Linked DNA regions of Homo sapiens: region 1 is linked to region 2. Evidence: read pairs that join two places in POLR2A ChIA-PET (ENCODE). Cell type or tissue: OCI-LY7. All regions are shown on one strand. Each heading gives the region's core, and the rest is flanking DNA. Links, peaks and the distances in the headings are about the cores only.

Region 1 (10,942 bases), core at 1,346-9,345, 240 kb before region 2:
CTGCACCCAGTGGGCATCTCTGCAAAGCTCTGAGTATTAATAGCCATGGGGTTGGGCGGGGGTGGGCAGAGACTGGGGGCGGAGGAGGACGATGGGTTGGTGCAGTAGGGCCTTGCCTGGCCCTTGCCTTGGGTGGCTCACCTGCCCATTAACAAGCCCCTGCCTCAAGCTGAGCGTGGCCCCCAGGTCAGACCAGTAAGCAAGGAAGAGGGGTGAAGGCAGCTGGGCAGAACCCTCTAGCCCCATTGGCCAAGGCTGAGCAGGAGGCCAGGATGGGCCAGAGCCTCTGCCCTTGTGGCCCTAAATCCCTAGGGTTGTGGCTACAGAGCACAGTGCTTGGCAGGTGGTTGGGAAGAGTCACTGGGGATTGAAGAGGGGAAGATGCCAAGTCTGAGAATGTCTAAATGAGGAATTGATGTTTTCAGCAGCAGGCTTCATGGGACAGGCACATGAACATCCCTGTGGGCAGAGGTTGAGCAGACTTGGGGCAGGTCCTCACCTGGGGCAAGAGATGCGGCCAACTCTAGAGGGATGGGGACTGAGTTAATTAGGGTGCCAGAGTTCAGATGTGTCTGGCCTCAGACACACCCCTTTCTCCCTGCTGAGCTCCCGCCTACAGTCCCCCTACTCCTGTCCATTCACATGCAGGCATGCCGTGCTTGGTCCTGGCAGTGTCCCAGTTCTTGATCTAAAGCCGAGGAGGGGCGGGGGCTCTGTGCTTCCCACCCTGCACCCCGCACCCCGCAGCCCATGTGGCTGGGCTGCATGCACCTGCAGGTTCCATGGATGAACCACACCTAACTCACGCCCTGAGCTTTTGTGATTTGTCAGCATGGAGCCTATCCCCTCCCCAACTTCTTCCCCAAGGTCTGTCACTGGCCGCTCCCTACAGTCCTTGGTCACCCAAGGTGGATGACCTGTGCCCCACGGTGAGGATGGAGGCTGCATTACCTTGTCTCCTATAGCTCACACCAAGACTCGGTGGAACAACTTTGTCAAACTCAAATGCAGTGCGCTGCAGGCTAATGATGAAAATTCCTGGGCCCTCTGAGTCAGGTACCTGGGGTGGAGCCTGCAAAAAGGGATTTTTAACAAACCACCAGTGGGTTATTCACATGCAGGGCGTTGACTGGCTACACTCTGAGCTGACGCCTGTGAGGCTCCAGGGGCTTGTACCCCATGCCCTCTCTTGCCTGAGGTCTTGCTCATTCCCAGGGACTGCCCTCAGGCCCTTTCCTGTCCTGGAGGGAGGAGGCTGTAAAGAACAGAGTGGCTGCAGGTAACAGCAAGCTTAACATACCATCCTCACTGAGCTCTGTGTGCTGTGGGCTTGTTCTTTGGTTCATGCATTAAATAAATACTAGGCCGGGTATGGTGGCTCACGCCTGTAATCCCAACACTTTGGGAGGCCGAGGAGGCCAAATTGCTTGAGTCTAGGAGTTTGAGATAAGCTTGGGCAGCATCATGAAACCCTCTGTCTACTAAAAAAAAAATAGAAAAAATTAGCTGGGCATGGTGGCATGTGCCTTTAGTCCCAGCTCCTCGAGAGGCTGAGGTGGGAGAATCACCTGAGCCCAGGAGGTCGAGGCTGCAGTGAGCTGAGATCATTCCACTGCACTCCAGCCTGGGCAACCAGAGGGAGACACTGTCTCAAAAACAAAAACAAAACCACATTTATTGAGGGACCCTCCAACCCTACCCCCACATGTCTGGCATAGTTGTAGTGCTGAAGATATAGCAGTAAAGGATAGAAACCAGGCCAGGTGTGGTGGCTCATGCCTGTAATTTAGTACTTTAGGAGGCTGAGGTGGGAGGATCACTTGAGCCCAGGAGTTTGAGACCAGCCTGGGCAACATGGTGAAACCCCATCTCTACAAAAAATTTTAAAAACTTAGCATGATAGCATGATGGCTCATGCCTGTAGTCCCAGCTACTCAGGAAGCTGAGGTGGGAGGATCTCTTGAGCTGTGGTTGTGCCTCTCTACTCCGGCCTGAGTGACAAAGCAAGACCCTATCTCAAAAGACAAAAACCAAAAAACTACCTTATTCTCATGGAGCTTAAATTCTTTTTTTTTTTTTTTTTTTTGAGATGGAGTCTTGCTCTGTTGCCCAGGCTGGAGTGCAGTGGTGCGATCTTGGCTCATTGCATGCTTCGCTTCCTGGGTTCACACCATTCTCCTGCCTCAGCCTCCCGAGTAGCTGGGACTACAGGCACCCACCACCATGCCCGGCTAATTTTTTTTTTGCATTTTTAGTAGAGACAAGGTTTCACCGTGTTAGCCAGGATGGTCTCGATCTCCTGACCTTGTGATCCGCGTGCCTCAGCCTTCGAAAGTGCTGGAATTACAGGCGTGAGCCACTGCGCCCGGCCATGGAGCTTAAATTCTAAAAAGCAGACAGATATAAACCAACCAATTGATATAAAATGTGCCAGAGGGAACTTTGAAGTAAAGCAGGGGGTACCGTGAGGCCAGTCATCTGCTCAGAGAAAGTGGGGAGGAGTCAGATTTGACAGCTCCTGGCCATCATGGGGACAGGGAGAGCCCACATGGGAAGGCAGATTGGTTGCCACTCAGGAGGTGCTGGGGGCCCAGCTGCTGTTTGATCAGGAGTTTGGGGAACTTGGTCATGAGGATTGATCCAGGCCTGATGTTTCCCAGGCTAGTGTGGCAAGCAAGAAAGAGTTAGCCAGATAGCGCTGAGGGGCAGAGGGCCTGAGTTCAGGATGGTAGTACAGGAGTGGGGGTGCTGCGGTCAGCCTGGGAGAGGGACAGGCAGGAGGGAAAGATGAGGCTTAGTTAAGATGGCAGAGGGAGGCTGGGCGTGGTGGCTCATGTCTGTAATCCCAGCACTTTGGGAGGCCGAGGCAGGCAGATCATCTGAGGTCGGGAGTTTGAGACCAGCCTGACCAACATGGAAAAACTCCGTCTCTACTAAAAATACAAAATTAGCCGGGCATGGTGGCGCATGCCTGTAATCCCAGCTACTTTGGAGGCTGAGGCAGAAGAATCGCTTGAACCCAGGAGGCGGAGGTTGCGGTGAGCCAAGATCGCACCATTGCACTTACTCTAGCCTGGGCAACAAGAGCAAAACTATCTTGGAAAAAAAAAATGGCAGAGGGTGAATCTGCCATTCTGGCAAGATCCAGATGATTGTCTGGCATTTGGTGACCAGCATGGCCTGGAGGTGAGAGGCTCACAGATATAGAGGCTGTGGTAGATTGTTCCAGCAATGGCTCCCTAGGGATCACTGCTCCCTGTAGCTATTCCCATGAGTGGGTCATGTGGTTGACTTTGCCCCTGAGGGACTCTGGGAGAATCTGCTGAAGGAGGTGAGAATTCTAGCTGTTCTGGTTGAGACTCCAGACGTGAGTAAGGCCACCCTAAACCATCCAGCCTCACCTGATCTGGCCCAGACTGGAGGAACTGCCCATCTGATCACAAAGTCATGAGAATAATAAATCAGTATTGCTTTAAGCCCTAAGATTGAGGATGGTTTGTTACACAGCAGAAGCTGACTGATAGAGATGCTGGCATGAGGAACTGGGACATGTGAGTACTTAAGGTGGTCCAGGATAAAGATAAAATGTCCTTCTCAGAGCAAGGCAGGGACTGGGGCAGGAGCAGTTTTGATAGGCCAGGAGTAGTTTGGGAGTCTTAATTAGCCACTTTTTCAGCAGACCCTGGTGTATCACTGAGGAAAATCAACACTGAGCCATGGGCTCATCAGGGTTGGGGAGAAACAGGAGACCTAGGGTTCCAGGAACTTTGCGGGAAATGAATGGGGTGAAGGATTCTGGAGTTCAAAGCCACTGTGACCATACCTGTGTCTTGTTCCCCAGAGCTGAAGGCAGTGGGGAGAGATATGGCTCATGGCATCTGGCAGACTCTCCCAGGTCCTCCTGCAGTCCTGGGTAGAGCTCTTACTTTGGATCAGACAGACTTGGGTGTAAACCCAGCTTAGCTCTTGGGAGCTGTGTGTCTCTTCAATGCACTGAGCCTTGGCTCCTTGGCTGTAAAATAGGGAGAATCCTTCAACTTCAGACTTGTTGAAGGGATTGGGAAGAATATGGCACATACTTGGTGCTCAGATAACATGGGCTCTTAGTATGTTATTACTTAGTATGTTTTTACATGTTTCTCATTTCTTTGTTACACACAATATACCCTGCAAAGGAGAAATTAGTGCCCACGTTTCAGGTGAGTGCTGGGAGGGAAGATGGTAGACAGTGGTTGAGTCAGGACTTGAGCCCAATCCTGGACAGCAAGTCTGGCATTTTAGTATGCCCCATTCCATGCCATCCTCTGTGTCATACTGTTATGGGCTCTTTGGGTTGTCACTTTTCTGGCCAGAAACATCTGTGGCTGATGGCACCTTTACCCGAGTTCTTGTCCTGTGTCCAGGAGGTACGCAGACAGGTGGAAGGTGAACATGATTAAGAGAAACTTTATTGAGTGTTACAACAGTTCACAGGAGACCCTCAGTGAGTAACTTCTGTCTGTAGGCAGATGGTCTGCAGTGTTAACTCTCAGCGGAGAGGAGGCCCTGGAGGATGTTGCTCCTCTCTGCTACTGTTTGTCCCATTATCTCCAGTTACCAGCAGAGACAGTAGCTCCTCTCTGCAGCTGGTCATCCCTTTCTCTGTCCTCTCTCCTGCTCTGGCTGAGCCCGGGACTTTTATAGACCTCAGAGGGGGTGAAGTGCATGCTGATTGCTCTGTGGGTGGCCATGGGCAGCAGGGAGGGAGCACCACAAGTCCCCACTCCGGCCCTCAGGACTGGCAGCTGGCTCCCAGCCTTCAGGCCCTCCCTGGCCTGAAGGAGGGGCCTTACTGGGGACTCGCCCCCTTCTGCCCAGGAATCTGACTCCCGCTGCCATTCATGGCCCCTGGGGTGCAGCCCCAACCCTGCTCCCAGATTGGAGCAGGTGCCTGGAGAGGAGATAGTCCAGGCAGCGGGAGCAGACACCCCTGAGCCTGCAGGGATGGGGAGCATTCCCCGCCTGAGAATGCAGGCTGCAGAGATACCCAGGTCCTGCACTTGGGAGGGCCGCTGCAGCTGCACCCAGGGAGCTTCCGCCCCGCCAACTTGGAAGGGGTGGGGATCCTGCTTGTCCCCAGCTCCTGCCTAGTTTGTGGAGCAGGAGGCCCAGGTCTGCAGCCGCCAGTCGGGTGGCTGCAGCTGCACCCAGACAGGCAGATCTTGCCTGCTCCCAGCCCCGCTAAGAGCACGGGAAGGCTTGGATCCACAGCTGCAGTTTGGGCAGCTGCAGCCCTGTCCAGTAGGGCAGGGTTCCTGCCTGCTCTGTGGAGCTGGAGGCCTGGGTTGGCAGCTGAGATTTGGGCAGCTGCAGCGGCCCCTGGGGAGCACCAGATCCATGGAGTGTGCAGCTCCCGCTGCGCTTCCCTGCCACAGGTGCCTCCCTGCTGCAGCCCATGTGATGGCAGCAGCCAATGACAATACCTGTCAGCCAGGGTAGGAGTATGGTGCCATAGAAGAAAACCGTAAGCGTTAGATAGAGGTTCAGTTAAAATCTTTCCATCGGAGTGCAATATTCATACAGAAGAGTGCATGAATCCCACGTGGCTGTGGATATGTTTTCACAAAGTGAACAGACTCGCATAACCAGCACCCAGATCAAACAACAGAACAAGAGCAGCACTGGAAACCCCCTCTCCACCCACGAAGGGTAACCGCCATCCTAACATCAAACACCAGCTTTGCTTTGCCTTTTTATTTTCGTTAAATATTATGTCAACAGAATTTCACATTATGTGAGATTCATCCAAGTAGATCTGGGTAGTTATCATTTGTTCATTCTCATGACCATTTTGTTTTATTTTCTATTTTATTTTCTATATTTTATTTTATTTTATACATGGTCTTATTCTGTCATCTAGGCTGAAGTGTAGTGATATGATTTTCTCACTGCAGCCTTGAAATCCTGGGCTCAAGGGATCCTCCCACCTCAGGCGTCCCGAATAACTGAGACTGCAGGTGCACCACCACGCTCGGCTAATTTTTTTAAATGTTTTTATAGAGACATGGTCTCACTATGTTGCCCAGGCTGGTCTTGAACTCATGGGCTCAAGTGATCCTCCTGCCTCAGCCTCCCAAAGTGGGGCTGGGATGAATTAGAGGCATGAGCCACCACACCTGGCCAATTTAATTTTAATTGACAAATAATTGTATATGTTTATGGGGTATGATGTGATGTTTTGATATGTTTATACATACACAGTAGAATGATTAAACCAAGCTAATTCACATATCTATCACCTCACGTGCTTTTTTTGTGTGTTGAGACCATTTAAAGTCTACTCTTCTCAATTTTGAAATTTACAATATTGGTTTTTCGTTGTGTGACTTCCACAATTTACCCATTATCTCAAAGGATGTGTGGATTGCTTCCAGACTGACTATTACACATAGTGCTGTTAGCACCTCTGCCTCGCCACCCCACAGTCTGGGAAGTAAGAAGCACCTCTCCCTGGCTGCCACACCATCTGGGAAGTGAGGAGCAGCTTTGCCCAGCTGCTGTGCCACCCTCCAAGTGTGAAGTGGTAGCCTTGTGTGTGATCTGTCTGCCCTCTCCACGTCTGCATTTTCGAAATTAAAGTTTACTTTTAAATTAAAAAAAAATAGTGCTGTTATGCACATGTCATCCTCATGTTTTGGTGAACTGTCATGCACATCTGGTTTATACATATCTAGGAGTGGAACTGCTGGGGATGGATTCAATTAGGCCACTTGCCATGCACTAACTTTGTGAACCAAGGCACATTATTTAGGTTTTTTTTTTTTTTTTTTTTGAGACGGAGTTCTGCTCTATTGCCCAGGCTGGGGTGCAGTGGTGCAATCTCGGCTCACTACAACCTCTGCCTCCTGGGTTCAAGTGATTCTCTTGCCTCAGCCTCCCGAGGAGCTGGGATTACAGGCACACACCACCATGCCCAGATAATTTTTTTGTATTTTTAGTAGAGACTGGGTTTCGCCATGTTGGCCTTGAACTCCTGACCTTAAGTGATCTGCCCACCTTGGCCTCCTCAAGTGCTGGAATTACAGGTGTGAGCCACCACACCCGGCTGTCATTTAGCTTTTCTGAAACTCACTTTTCATATCTGTATATTGGAGATAAAAATACTTGCTCCTCAGTTTTGTGGCCTGGATTTAATGGAATTATTTCAGCAAGGCACCTGACCTGAATATAGTTCCTCTCTCTTCTTCCTCTGCCAGCCAGAGCACCCTCTGCCCCAAGACACAGCTTTTCCACCGCACTCTCTTTGCCAGGAACCCTCAGCATGAACCTGCAAAGCTTGCCTGTTGCCCAGGGTTGGTGGGGCTGCCTTTCCCCACTGCCTGGTGGCCAGCTGCCTTTTGGGAGCTTGGAGGATACCTACAGAATGCTCCAGGCTGCCACTACATAGTGACAGACGTCAGCTCTATCTTGCTCTGTCTTGACAGAGCCCCTGTGGGTAGCGCTTCCACTAGGCTCACTCCCTTATGGCCCAATTCAGGGAGTTTCAGGAAGAGTAAGTTTTCCTGGTCCTGTTGGCCTATGGTTTATAGACATATATTCTCCACATCACTTTTTCCCCCTATTTCCTGTATGTCAGTTCTCTAGTTCATGCACTTCATTAATCACTGCCATCCAGAACTTTTTATCCCCCCAAGAAGTCTTTGTTTATAATACTTCGTGTAAGCAGTTGAAGGGGCCAGCTGGGTGGCAAAGTTATGATTACTTAAAAAAAAAAAAAAAAAGCAGTGAGCCTAGGCAACATAGTGAGACCCCATCTCTACAAAAAAATAGAACTAGCCAGTTATGGTGGTGCACGCCTGTGGTCCCAGCTAGTTGTTAGGCTTTGACGAGAGGATTGCTTGAGCCTTAGAGGTTGAGGCTACAGTGAGCTATGATTGCGCCACTGCACACCAGCCTGGGCGACAGAGCGAGGACTCTGTCTCAACAAAAAAACAAAAAAAAAACTTAACAGTTAAGATTTCCTCCTGAAAAACTTTCAAAGGACTTAAGTCTTCTACCTGCTGTTTAAAAAAATATAGTTTAATTTTTGACCAGATAACATATTCATATATATTCCCATGTAAAAGATTCTAAAGAGTCAATAGTAAAGAAGGGCTCTCTCTTGTCTTCCCTGGAGGCAGACAATATCAGTTTCTAGTGAAGAGGCAAGCAAATTTTTCTATTAGGCAACAGGTTGAAAAATTTCAGGCTTTGTGGACAGATCTCCATTCTAGAGTATCCTTAAAGAGAAATTTTATGCAAAAACAAGCACATACATATTCATGTCTTCTCCCGCAACTCTCCCCAAATGGTGGCATACTGTATAGACTGCTCTGGACTTGTTTTTGTTTTTTCTTTTCTTTTTCCTTTTTTTTTTTTGAGACAAAGTCTCGCTCTGTCACCCAGGCTGGATTGCAATGGCGTGATCTCGGCTAACTGCAGCCTCTGCTCCCGGGTTCAAGCTATTCTCCTGCCTCAGCCTCTTGAGTAGCTGGGATTACAGGTGCCCACCACACGCCCGGCTAAATTTTGTATTTTTAGTAGAGATGGGGTTTTGCCATGTTGGCCAGGCTGGCCTCGAACTCCACACCTCAGGTGATTGGCCCGCCTCCGGCTCCCAAAGTGCTGGGATTACAGGCATGAGCCACCGGGCCCGGCCTGGACTTGGTTTTTATCAGTTAAACTGGGGGTTGGCAAACCATGGCCCACCAGTCAAGTCCAGCCTGCCACCTGTGGCTGTAAGGCATTTTATTGGAACCTCTGTTCATTTGTTTACATATTATATGTGGCTGCTCTCGTGTTGCAGTGGCAGGGCCGAGTAGTTGCAACACAGACTGTGTGGCTGACAAAGGCTAAGATATTTGCCATCTGGCCTTTTACAGAAACAGTTTGCTGACCTCTGAGCTCAACAGTGTGTCTCAACCTTTCTATATCAGCACAGAAAGAGCTTCCTCACTTTTTTTAAGGCGGCATAATATTTTGTTGTATGGCTGCAGTATAACTTATTTTTAATCAGGCCCTTTTAATGGATATTTAGGTCATTTTTGACTTTTTTTTTTGTTGCTTAAGACAGGATCTCACTATGTTGCCCAGGCTGAACTCAAGCGATCCTCTCGCCTCAGCTCCCAGAGTAACAGGCTACAGCTGTGATTCAACACACCTGGCTCATTTCTAACTCTTTTGCTGCTGCAAATAATGCTGCAGTGAATAAGCTAGTACTTAGCTCATTTTCCACATGTGTGATTATATTTACAGAATGAAGCCTGGAAGTGGAATTGCTCAATCAAAGCCTGTATGCATTGATAATGTTTATAGCTATTGTCAAATTGCCCTCTGTGGAGGTTGTACCAACTGACATTCTCACCAATGTTATGAAAGTGCCCATTTTGCCCTACCTTTGCCAGCAGAGTATTTTAAGCCTTTTGATATTTATCAATCTGCCAGGTTAAAAAAAGAGGTAGCCCAGGGTAGTTTACTTTGCATGTCTTTTATTCTGATGCATTGCACGTTCTTCCATGCATTGATGAGGCGTGTGCTCCTTCCTCAGCTGGCAGTTTACTGTCCTGGTCTGAGGATCTTCTGGGGACTGGTCTCTCTTGCTGACTCTTTCGTGTCATTTTCACAAACAACCTTTTGAGGAAAAAAAGTCTTAAGGACAAACACATGCTGGCAATTAGCGCCATCGACATTCCAGATATCGGGGCTGGGAAGGCAGGGTGAGACCTGCTGGGTGTCATCGTTCTGCTCTGAACTAGGAGGACTGACTTTCAGAGGGTTCTCGGTGTCCTCTTCTTCCACAGCGCTCCTGTTGACACAAACAGCCTCATGTTCCTCCAGATTTTTGATGGGGACCACGTGGCAGGCGTTGTATTTGCAGGTGGCCATCTTTTTGGCTTTCTTGGGGTTCTTTCTCCTGCACGATGCCAGGTGGTACTGGAATCTGCTGAGTGGGATTCGGTGGTGAGGATCATAAGGGCAAATTTCAAAGGCTTCTGGCTCCATGAGAAATTCTTGAAGCAGGGTATCTCACTGCTAGAGTCTAACGGAAATGCTTCTTGTGGAGAAGCCCTTTTGTAAGAAGGATGGAGTTGTCCTCTGCCCAGTTTTGGCCCTTGGGATTCTGTAGGTGACGGTCTTAACTTGTGGTCTGTTCTCTAGGACTGTGAGTGGTGGATTAGAAGAGAGATGAGGAGCTGCCAAAAGCAGCTACACAGAGAACAGAGTTAGCAAATGGCACCCGAGACAGAACTATAGCAGATGCAAGAGCCAAAAACCCACAGCCGCTTGACTCACGGATATACTATGATGTCAAGCTGCAGTCACCGGTGGTCACAATGGGCAGCCTAAGTCATCAGGAAGAGGCTATTGTGCACTGCTTGGGAGGGGTGGATGGCTTTGGGAATGCTGCCATCTAAAATTGCTCATGGATGTATGTTGTGACTTAAGTCTTTTAACTGTACGTATTTGTTTTTTGTTTTTGTTTTTGTTTTATTTGAGACAGAGTCTCGCTCTGTTGCCAGGCTGGAGTACAGTGGTGCGATCTTGGCCCACTGCAATCTCCGCCTCCCAGGTTCAAGTGATTCTCCTGCCTCAGGCTCCCGAGTAGCTGGGATTACAGGCACCTGCCATCATGCCCGGCTAATTTTTTGTATTTTTAGTAGAGACGGGTTTCACCATGTTGGCCAGGCTGGTCTTGAACTCCTGACCTCAGGTGATCCACCCGCCTCAGCCCCCCAAAGTGCTGGGATGATAGGTGTGAGCCCCTGCGCTTTGCCAGGGCTGGTTTTTGGATGTGATTCTCAGGGCCGTCTTTCTTTACCCTTCTGCTCTGCTGAGGCCCACAGCAGCCTAGTCTCCTTGGGTGTGGGGGAAGGGTTTAAATCTATTCATATATCGCAGAAGGTGAAGCCTTTTGGTGTTCAGC
Region 2 (10,942 bases), core at 1,442-9,441:
GCTCTGGAATTACAGGTGTGAGCCACTGCCCCTGGCCTAAACTTAACTGAGCATGTTAGGGTTATGCTGCCGTAACAACCCCCTGAATCTCAGTTGCTTATCATAAGGAAGGCTTATTTTTGCTCTTACTATGTGTTCCATGACAATCAGCAGAGAAGTAGGGGTTGGGCTCTGCTCCACAGATCACTCAGGGCTGTAGGTTGGTCAAGTCTCGACCATCTGGAACCTTGCTGGTCCTCTAGAGAAAGCCTGCAGATCTCAAGTTTGCTTTTTTATACTTCTACCCAGAGGAGACCCACGTTGTTTCTGCTCATAACCCATTGGTCTAAACTAGACGCATAGCTCCAATAAATGGTAAGGGGAGCCTGAGGTGTAGTGTCCTATGTGCCAGGAAGGAGAGGAGAGCCAGATATTGGAGAGCAGTAGTAAAGTCTACCACAGCAGGTACTTCCCTCTCTGCCCTCTCCAGACATATAGGCAGACTGAGACACAGTTAGTCGGTACTTACGGGACTCACTGTGGGTGGCTGAATAATGACCCCTAAGTATAGCTAGGTCCTAATCTTTGAAACCTGTGTATGTTACTTTAAATGGCAAAAGGGGCTCTGCAGATGTGATTAAGGGTCTTGGGATGGGGAGAGTATCATGGGTTGTCTGGGTGGGCCCTATAGGATCACAGTGGTCCTTATAAGTGAGGAGGGGTTGCAGAATCAGGAGAAGGTGATGTGAGGATGGAAGCAGAGACTGGGGTGACGGCTATGAAGATGGAGGAAGGGACCACAAGCTAAGGAACACAAGCAGCCACTAGACACAGGGAAAGGCAAGGAAATGGATTTTCTCCTAGAGCCTACAGACCAGCCAGCCCTGATGACACCTTGGTTTTAGCCCAGTGAGGCTGATTTTAGACTTCGGGCTTTCCAGAACTGTAAGAGAATATGTTGTTTTAAGTCACCTGTTTATGGTGATTTGTGACAACAGCCCTAGGAAACTAATATATCACCTTCAGTCAGAAAATCATTTGAGACCCAGTGCATAGAAGCCGCCTCTGTCTGCTCAGACAGAACTGACCCCTTCCTCCTGTCTGTTGTGGCGCCCCTTGTACCTGTCTGTCATCACGTTCATGCACAGGCAGAGGTGTCTCTTAACATAGTCCTTCCACTCCCAACCCGCATGCTCCAACATGTATGCCCACACTCTCAGCCACTCTTTGAGCCTCTCATTGCTTGGGCTGATCCGGGTTGGTGTGTGTCCACGTCTGTAGGAATGCAGGGCAGGCTGGTGGCAAGGTCAGTGTAAAGGACTTGTCTCTGGGGAAAGGGCCCTGGCATGCCCCAGGAGTGGCTCAGTTGGCGGGAGAGTAGAGGCCCTGTGGAAGATGGTGGGAGGGTGAAGGATGGGGCTGGAGAAATCAGCAGGGACCAGGTCAAGCAGGACCTTAGGACCAAGAGAAAGAGGTGGATCTTTGTTTTGAGGACAGAGAGGAGCCTAGTAGGATTTTGAGCAGGGGGGCGACTATGGATGACTGATGACTGGGTTCTCCTGGTTTGCGACTAGGTTAGAAGACTGTCTTTGTCCTCCCATCTTCTGGAAGTCAACTCTATGCCAGACACTCCTGAGCTATGCTTTTCACAGGATTTCTCATGCATCCATTTTATAGAGGAGAAAGCTGAGACTCAAAGAATGGAACCTCATGGAATCCATCCTCCACGTGGCTAGCTGAGTCATCTTTTAAACTATAAATTAAAGCATGTTACTCCCCTGCAAGAACTCTCCAAGGGCTTCCCATCTGGGATGAAATCCAAGTGCCTTATGGTGGCCCTAGGACCCCAAATCACGTCCTTGCCTCGCCCCTCTGCCTACTGTGTCCTGCCTGTTATTCCCCCTGCATGCGAGAGCTTCTACTTGTGGACCTCAGGGACTTTGCATTGCTGCTCCCTCTGCCTTAAATGCTCCCACCCACTACTTGTTGCCTGACAGCCTCCTTCTCTCTCTTCTGGGCTCCCTCAGTTTAATTGCTGCCTCTACAGAGAGACCCTGTCTCCACACTTCCTGTGTTTGCTGCACAGCACTTAGCACAATGCAACGTGTGACCACCTTTGTGTGTTTGCTTGTTTGTTGCCTGCCTCCTGCAGTGGACTCTGAGGCCTGCAGGGGCTGGGACTGTGTCTACCTTGCTTCTCGTTGTGTCCCAGCCCCCAGGAGCTGGTATGAAGGGGGCACTCAGCGAACAAACCTCTGCGGAAAGATGAAGGATGGGTCCTGTGTGCAGAGGGAGCTCTGGACCTTTGAGGGTGGCTGGAGGCTCCTGGACCTGCCTTGGAGGACAGACACCAGGCAGGGGCCAGCTGAGGAGGAGTGCCAGTGATTTCTCTGGGCACCTGGGCAGCCCCATTCCTATTGCACCTGGCCTTGACCCACTCCCTGTGCTGTCTACATTCTCTGTCACATTAAATGCTCTGCCTGCCATTTCAGCCTCTGGGAGGATCCACGAGGGTGTGGGGAGAGACGTCAGACCTGGGTTTGGATCCCAGCTCAGCCACTTAATAGCTATGAGACCTTGCACAATTCCCTTTAACTTTCCAAGCCTCAGTTTCTTCCTATGTAAAATGGGCATACAGAGGGACAGCCTTCTAGCACGTGACTCCTGGTGCTTGATTCGCTTGAAACTGCCTTATCTACAATCCAAAAAGCCCTGCGACGAGAAGTTGTTTTGTCAATATGCTGCAAACTCATTTGGCCCCCAAAATCTGACCTGAGCTGACGCGAGGCTCTTTGTAATCTTTACTCACCCCACTTGTGTGAATATTCATATGTTCCACTGCAGAAATATGAATGTGTTCCATTGCAGGTGTTGCCTGAGGCTCCACTGAAGCTATGGCATAATTTGCAGAATTTGCACTTCATTACTTTTCTGAAATTCAAACAAATTCTGAAACTGCACGAGTTCTGGCTGAGAGCTGTGGATCTGTGCATGTGAGTAGCTGCTGAAAACCCTCCTGGGTCACAGGAGGGCCCATGGGGGCCTCTGGCAGCCATCGCAGAGCCTGAAACCCGTTGTTTCCCCTTGGCTGGCTTCTGGTTTCTTGGCAGCCAGTGTCTTCTTAGCCACCTGGGGTTATGTTGGGTTTTGCTGGTTCAGGGGCAGGGGTTAAAGCTTAGGGCAGGGTGAGCCGAGGTACTCAGACATTTCTGATGTGAATTTAAAAGGAGAATTTTTTTTTAATGAATCATCAGAAGAAAGAAATCAGAAGGAAGTGTGTGACCAAGGAGAGGAAATTAGGGTTTGCAAATTGCATGAGTCACCCCCTTTCTGACTCCTGGGTGATCCCTTGCCCTTGGCACTTTTCACTCATCTCTGAGACTCTCAAGGCCGTATTCTGCATAACATGCTGGGGCTGTCATGGTTTTATTCTGGCTCCAAACCTGCTTCTCATTCTAGCCATCAGTATAAATTTCTAGTTTTGAATCACTGCCACGCTGTTTTACTTATTATTGTGTTAGCCAGTGTTTCTTCCCTGCCCAAGCCCTGCTCAGACTCCCGTTTCCCCATCTTAGTTAGCATCTACAACCCATTCTCCACCCAGAAGCCAGAGGCCAGTTTCTGAAGTGCAGCCCACATTCCGGGTTTCAGTCTCATCTCCCCAGTGTGGCCCTTGAAGCTCCCTTGTGATAAGGCCCTGCTTGCCTTTCTGTCTTATCTTGCACCGCCTTACTATTCCATGAATGGGCCCTTCCCTCCAGCTCCCAGGCTTTGGCAAATGCTGTTCCCACTGGCCTCTGCCCTCGCCTGGCTAGTTGTGTGCATGCTGCGGGTAGATCTGCTTAGAAGCCACCTCTTCCGTGAAGTCTTTTTACAAGGCCCTTGTCTAGGCCCCACGAACCTGGCTTCCCATCTACTTATCACCCACCCATATTCTGATTCCTGGTCCTGTCCCCTTCCCTAGACCATGAGCTCCGGGACAAAGACTGTGTGTCCACCAGGTGCAGTGGCTCAGGCCTGTAATCAGTCCTAGCACTTTGGGAGGCTGAGGTGGGTGGATCACCTGAGGTCAGGAGTTCGAGACCAGCCTGGCCAACATGATGAAACCCCATCTCTACTAAAGATACAAAAATTAGTTGGGCATGGTGGCGCATGCCTGTAATTCCAGCTACTCAGGAGGCTGAGGCAGGAGAATCGCTTGAACCCAGGAGGCCGAGGTTGCAGTGAGCTGAGATCATGCCACTGCACTCCAGCCTGGGTGAGAGTAAGGTTCTATCTTTAAAAAAAAAAAAAAAAAAAAAAGACTGTTTTCTGTATATCACTTTACCATCCCCAGCACTCAGAGTAAAAGGCTGTTTTAAGCAAGACTGTTTTAAGCCCTTGAGTGCTCGTCCCCTGCCTCTGGCTAGCTGTGTCTGCCTAAGAGTGGCCACCATATTGTCTTCCATTAGGCTGGAACCCGTTTCCCATGTCCGCAGTGGTGTGAAATATCCCAGTTGCATTGCAGTAAGTTTATTTTATGTGCATTTCCCCACTTGCCATTGAATCAGGTGTCCCTTTTTTCCCTTCCATATTTGTTTCTTAAGATATCGCCTCTTGTGTGACTTTTGTTTGAATCCCATGTCTTTTTGTCTGTTGGCATCTTGCTTTCTGTTTAATGTGACTGAGCCATTTCTACCTTGTATATATTAACTGTCTTATAGTTGGTGCTGATATTTTCTTAGTCTGATGTCCTTTTCATTTTGGTTTTATTATGTTTTCTTCCACAGAAGATATTAATGCATATATATTTGAATCTGTCAATCTCTCTTCCTCTGTGATTGCTTCGAGGGCTGAAGAAGTTATCCTGCTCCACAGATCTGATAAACATTCTGTTCTGTTTTCTGATTGTTTCCCTGTAACATGACTTTTTATGTTTAACTCTTTAATCCATTCGGAGTGCATGCATTTTGGTTGGTGTCTTGCAGTGGGTATCTAGTTCACTGTTCCTAAATAGGGACAGGATAACCCTCTTGTCCCCATTCTGTTTATTATATAATTAGCCCTTGTCTCTTTGTTTGCAAAAGGGGAGACAAAATATAGTAGCTGTTATAAGCGTGAGCTTTAGCAGAATTAAGATTTTGGCTTTGCCACTTTCTGTGTGAGCTATGAGCACGTTGCTTAAATTGGGCTTGTTTTTTCCTCTGTAAAACTGGATGATATCTTCCTCCTAGGACCGTTGTCAAGATTGAGCAGAAGATCATGTGCAAAGCACATCACATGTTACCTGGCATAAAGTAAATGCCCTCTTTTTTTTTTTTTTTTTTTTGGCTTAAACAAATATTTATTTTCTCACAGGGCTAGAGGTCAGAAGTATGAGATCAAGGTGTTGGCAGGGTTGATTCCATCTGAGGCCTCTGTATTAGTTTGTTCTTACACTTCTATAAAGACATACCTGAGACTGGGTAATTTATGAAGAGGTTTATTTGGCTCACGATTCTGTGAGCTGTACAAGCTTCTGCTTCTGGGGAGGTCTCAGAAAACTTACAACCGTGGCAGAAGGTGAAAGGGTGGCAGGTACACTTCACATGGCCAGCAGGAGAGACAGAGCAAGTGGGGAAGCGTTACACACTTTCAAACAACCAGATCTCATGAGAACTCACTATCACGAGAACAGCAAGGGGGATATCCGCCCCCAAGATCCAATTACCTCACCATGTCCCTCCTCCAAAATTGGGCATTACAATTCGACATGAGACTTGGGTGGGGACATAGAGCTAAATCATATCAGCCTCTCTCCTAGGCTTGCAGGTGGACAGCTTCCCCTTGTGTCTTTACGTGGTCTTCCCTCTGAAATGCCCTCCTTAATCTTGATACGTTTCCATACCTAGTTGGGTCCAACATTGTACTTTTCCTTCTGTTTCATTGATTTTAGAATTCTTGTTTTCTGTTACTGCCACACTGCTTTAATTGTGGCTTCACGGAATGTTTCACTCTCTGGCCAGATTGGGCATCCTTCCATTACTCTTTCTTTAAGAATATTGCTTTAAACACGCACCTGTTTTCTTTAGTGGATGTTGATTTTCTCTCTCACATTCTGTACTGTAGCCTACCTCAGTGACTTCTAGACACCCCTTCTTCCCCTTCCCCAGCACACATACCGGTTTTCCCCCAACCTGGCTGCCCAGCCTTTGCTCACTCTGGACCCACTACCTCACAGGTATGTACCAACTGCTCTCACCTGGCCTATCTCCACCTTAGTGCTTTATCACCCCCCTCCAGGTGCCATTATGCAGATACCCATTTTCCCTATGGACCTGAGCTTCCCTGGGAATTGGTTCTAGGTCCCTAGTGCCCCTCTGCACCTGGCATATGGCCAGGTACATTGTAGGTGCTGAGGTCAGGGCTTGGGGAAGACAGGAATGTTCACCGTGCCCTTGGGCTTTTGACAGTAACTGGGCTAAATCTGGCTTCTTCTGGAGGTGCAGGCTTACAGGACTCAACAATTTGGTGGTTGTAACCCTGGACATGCTCTTGCCAATAACGGTGGGCCATCCATCAGCCCTGGCCTTGGTTTCCCCAGTGGGATTTGCAGAAGCCAGAGGATTAAAGCCCTCCCAGCCCTGAGGCCTCATTATTTATCTTAGTGGGTCCACAGTGAAGATGAATTAGAATAACTCATTGGCACATGCCATGCCTTGGAGTGCAGTTTTCTGTTTTCTGGGAGAGAAAAGGCCTCTTAGGACAGAGCCCCCCACTGCCCTCCTGGGTCTCCAGGAGACAGCCCAGATCTGGGTCAGAAGGGTTCAATAGTCAAGAACAGAGGGGTGGCTCTCTGCCTGGGAAGGCAACTGGGGTGAAAGCGGGGAGCTGGCCTTTCTCTGCATACTGCTAGGTAGCATGCAAAACCCTGCCTGTTCCATTCCTGTTCTCCAGGGGAGGAATCTGAGGACGAGAGGGGTAAGATCCCTGCCCACTGCCATGCAGCAGCTTAGTGCAGAGCCTGGACTTGAACCTAGATCTGCCTGCTTCCAGAGCTGTGCTGCACCAGTGTTCTCGCAGCTCCCAGTCCAAAGGCCGACGTTGAGACAGCGCTTAAAAATATATCAGCAGTGTTTACAAATACCATTTCCTGTGTTATCTGGTACTGACAGAAGGAAGTGAACCTGGCACTTTGTCTGTGTTAGGTTTGGGGTTAGAGGCATAAGTGCCAAGTTCAGATGACCTAGAAAAACCTTTCTAGGTCAAATTACAATTTCAAAGATTTCTTTTCTTCTTCTTTTTGAACCGCTCCAAGATCGAACGCTGTCGTTGACATATTTCCCTTCCGACAACACGAGCCTTTTGTGGCATGATTGAGGGCTTGTTTTGTAGTGCTGGGGAGAAAATATCTTCCACATCATCTGCTCATTGTCTCAGTCACACTCGTTCCCCCCACACCACAGTGCAACCCGACGTACGCTCATGCGGCTTTTAGTTAATTGCCTTTGGTAAGAATCAGTTTTGGGACTTGTTCCCAACTGCTTGGATGATAGATAATTGTCAAATACAAATATTGGCAGCGCAGGGCAACCTGAGGCTCTAGACTGCTGACTGCATCCCAGCCTCTAGGGAGAGCTGGGAGCTGGCCAGCTCCATGTTATGGGAGGTAACGGGGCAAGACCTGGCAGGAGTACAGCCTTCTCATTAGAGTGTAGGCTCTGGAGTTGAACTTCCTGGGTTTGAATCTTCATTCCACCCCTTCCTAGCTGTGTGGCCTTGGGCAAGCTACATAACCTCCCTCGACCTCAGTCTCCTTTTCTGTAAAATGGGAGCCTCAGTAACTTACCTTGTGAGGTTGTCGTGAGGATTATAGGAACGGATGTTTGTCATTCAATTAAGAGTGCCTGGCTTGTTGTTAGTGTGATGTAAACATTGCATGCATTCGTTCTAATGAGTAAATGATCATAGCCATTAGTGGATGCTCTTGCGTGTCACCCTAGTCCCTCCTCAGATCCAGGCACACATTCTGTCAGCTGCTTAGAGTGTTGGCTGCTGCCCCTATCAGCTGAGCCTCTCTCTGGGCAGCTCCATGGTGCCTTTGGTGGAAAGAGGAAGCCTTGGCCAAGGTCATCAACACTCACCCCCTGGGCATCCTGGATCCGATGGCCATCCCATGTGGGGATACAGAATGCTTAGCTCCCTGCCTCAAACTGGGACACCTCTGCTGGGCCATCCCAGTTCCAGAGCTCCCCTTGGGACAGGTGGAGGCCTCCGTTGTGACTACATCACAGTTTGGCTTGTCCCTCTGGCCTGTCCTGCTCCCCCACTTCCCTATAGCACTTCCCAGTACATTTCTTGTCTGTAGATTTCACACTCAGAGTCTGTTTGGTACCTGAAACAACAGGTAGCTATCCAGACGCTGAATGGAATCTGATTTCCATTTTAAAGCACATGCTGATTTCACTTGCTTGTATTTTTGGAAGCTTTTTGAGGAGTGGCCTTGGGTTCTCTACCACTCCTGTCTCCTACCCTGTGTGTGCACCTTTCGGGCACTGTCAGCATGCCTTGGTCACCTCCATGACTCCTGGTGGGAAGAATGTGGCCTAGCTCCTGGGCAGACCATAAAACTTAAGACTGATGGAACGGCCCAGGGGCTCAGAGGGCATCACCCATTCAACCCTTCCAGGTATGAATGAGGAAACTGAGGCCTAGAAAGGGGGAGGCCTTTTTCAAGGACACACAGTGAGTGGTGCCTGTCTTTTCCATCTTTGAAGGTGATGGTGTCTTGGGATATAGTGAGCAGGCTGGTCTTAGGAGCCAGACATGTGGCTGTTGTGATATTATGGCGCTAGGGTCCAATACATGTTTTACGGGGTGCCCCCATGGCAGAGGGGTGGCCAGGCCAGCCCAAGAGTGGCTATCAGCAATGGCTTCTGGAAGGAGGACAGCACAGGAGTTGAATGGGCATGAACGGTGTGGAAGAGAGAAAGCAGGGAGTTTCAGGTGGAGACACAGCTGCTGCAGAGGTCTGGATGAGGTGTGGGGGAGAGTGTGATCTGGGCAGGGGGCTTGGAAAGGCAGAAGAGGGGATGGGCGCGTGATGGGTGGGAGGCAGCCTGGACTGTTGGGCTGGCAGGCGGCAGATGCTCAAGTGAATGTTGTGGCCAAGAATTAAAACTTTTCCCCAGTGGAGGGGATGGGACTTGATGGAGAGTGACTTGGGGAGAGCCACGCAGAGGCCTTACCCATCATGGTCCCCACTGACCCTGCACTGCCTGAGCCAACTGATGCTCAGTCAATGGTTGTGGAATAAATGAGTGAACGAATGAGGGAAGGGAAGATGGTGCTGAAGAGGAGGCCTCCAGCTGCACTGTGGCGGGTGGGTGGGAGCAGGGACGAGCCCACAGGCTCTGATGAAACTGGCTTTTGGTTGGGGGTTTTATCCTTCTGAGCCAGACTGTGGGTCCCTACCTTCCCTCCTGTCACTGGAGAGGTCCATGGGCCTGGCTTCGATGAGACTCTGGGGACGTGGGGAGTGCCGGTGGGTGAGACCAGCCGAGAGCACGTACATTGGCATCCCCCACAGCAGAAGCCCAGAGAAAGGCCTCAAAGTCGCGAGCCCAATCAGATGAGGTCCTGGCCCTGCCCCTTGGATGGCCTCATCTCATTACACCTTGACCCACTTCCCAGCCCAGCTCCCTCCAGCCCCAGGCAGCGTCTGCAGCCCTCTTTGAACCATTCCCCCTCACAGCGCCAAATGAAAATGTTTGTTGAAAACAACATGTGCATAATTAAAGCTTAATGAGCGCTTGTCTGTTTGGAATGTGCAATTAGATTTACAATCGGGGATGGGAGAGAGCTCCAAATGGCTTTAAATGGAGCTGAGAGAGAGGATAATTTTTGCCATAAATCTGCAGTAATGCAGACGGTGTGTGAGCTACCAGTGGCAGTACCAGGGAAGGAAGAAATACAGGCCTGCCAGGCCTCCATGCTATCTATGTTAGGGGGCTGCCCTGCCCATCAGGCCCGGCCCTCTGGGCAGCTGCAGCTGGTGAGTGTACTGGGATGGGACTCACTGGTGGTCCTGGGGGCAGAGCTGCCCTAGGTTGGAGCTGGAGTTCCTGCCTGCAGCTTATGAGATCTGCGATCCAGCCAACTGTGAGGGGCTGAGGGGCTGGTGCTGAGTCCAGCTGCCCAGGTCCCCAGGATCCCATGGCTGGGGCGAGATTCCTGCGTCATCACCACGTTCACCCCCAGCCTGCAAACTGGCTTCAGGGCAGAGCCCTAGACTGGGATGTGGCCCTCTACTTTGTTCTCTGCTGTTTCCCAGTACCCAGAGCGTACATAGTTAAGGCCTCAGTTAACATTTGTTGGATGAATGAATGCCTCGTTACCAGACTCTTGCCTTCAACAGGTCACTCTCCCTCTGCAAACCCCATTTCTCCCATATCTATCACAGAGAAATGGATTCGGCTACTGCTGATGATGTCAGCTCTTCCGTCTCTGGGGTTCTGGGTCAGGAGCAGATAATGACTAGGGCAGTGTCTAGACCAGCACCATCCAGTAGAAATACAATGCAGGCCACATACATGATTTTAAGTTTTCTAATAGCCATGTTCAGAAAAAGTGAAAAGAAACAGGTGACATTAATTGTAATACTTTAGTTAACCCAGTATATCCCAAATATTAATATTATTCCAATACATCATCAATATACAAATATTGACAAGGTATTTTGCATTCCTTTTTGTTGTCATCGTCATCATTCTTGCTCTGAAGTCTTTGAGATTCAGTGTGGACTTTATACTTACCCACATCTCAGTTTGGACTAGGCACAATTCAAGTGCTCAGAAGCCACGTGTGGTAAGCGGCCACCATTCTAGATGGTAGAGGTCTAGAAAGAGCACAGTTAGAGCGAGGTAGGTGGGAGGGGGCAATGATTCCCACCTCCCAGAGGAGCCCAGGTACCTGGCAGCCCTCACCTGTGGTGCTATAGTGACCA

What was found. ChIA-PET counts read pairs that join two places held together with the same protein. Peaks named below come from ENCODE experiments on the same cell type or tissue, not always from the same donor. Only the 100,000 strongest peaks of a DNase experiment are listed, where the experiment ranks them.
Region 1: POLR2A ChIA-PET joins it to region 2 with 7 read pairs; 2 of 35 experiments call an interaction of 5 or more read pairs at or near these places.

What each region holds. Positions count from the first base shown.
Region 1 is chr20:43,716,675-43,727,616 of GRCh38, forward strand. GTSF1L (gametocyte specific factor 1 like) reads right to left here and starts at 10,328. Exons shown (of 1, transcript NM_176791.4): 1 at 9,490-10,328. The coding sequence starts at 10,020. The coding sequence ends at 9,574. RefSeq lists a silencer at 3,741-3,941 and an enhancer at 5,661-5,730. In OCI-LY7, for the core only: no CTCF peak of the experiment used is centred there; DNase peaks (open chromatin) are centred at 4,558, 5,357, 5,987 and 8,832; H3K4me3 peaks cover 2,175 bases; H3K27ac peaks cover 6,208 bases.
Region 2 is chr20:43,952,301-43,963,242 of GRCh38, forward strand. All of the region lies in intron 1 of TOX2 (TOX high mobility group box family member 2), which reads left to right. Among named protein-coding and RNA genes, the nearest start is that of TOX2, 43 kb to the left of the region's middle. RefSeq lists enhancers at 2,339-3,538, 3,150-3,199, 3,672-4,306, 6,969-7,263 and a silencer at 6,969-7,263. In OCI-LY7, for the core only: no CTCF peak of the experiment used is centred there; no DNase peak of the experiment used is centred there.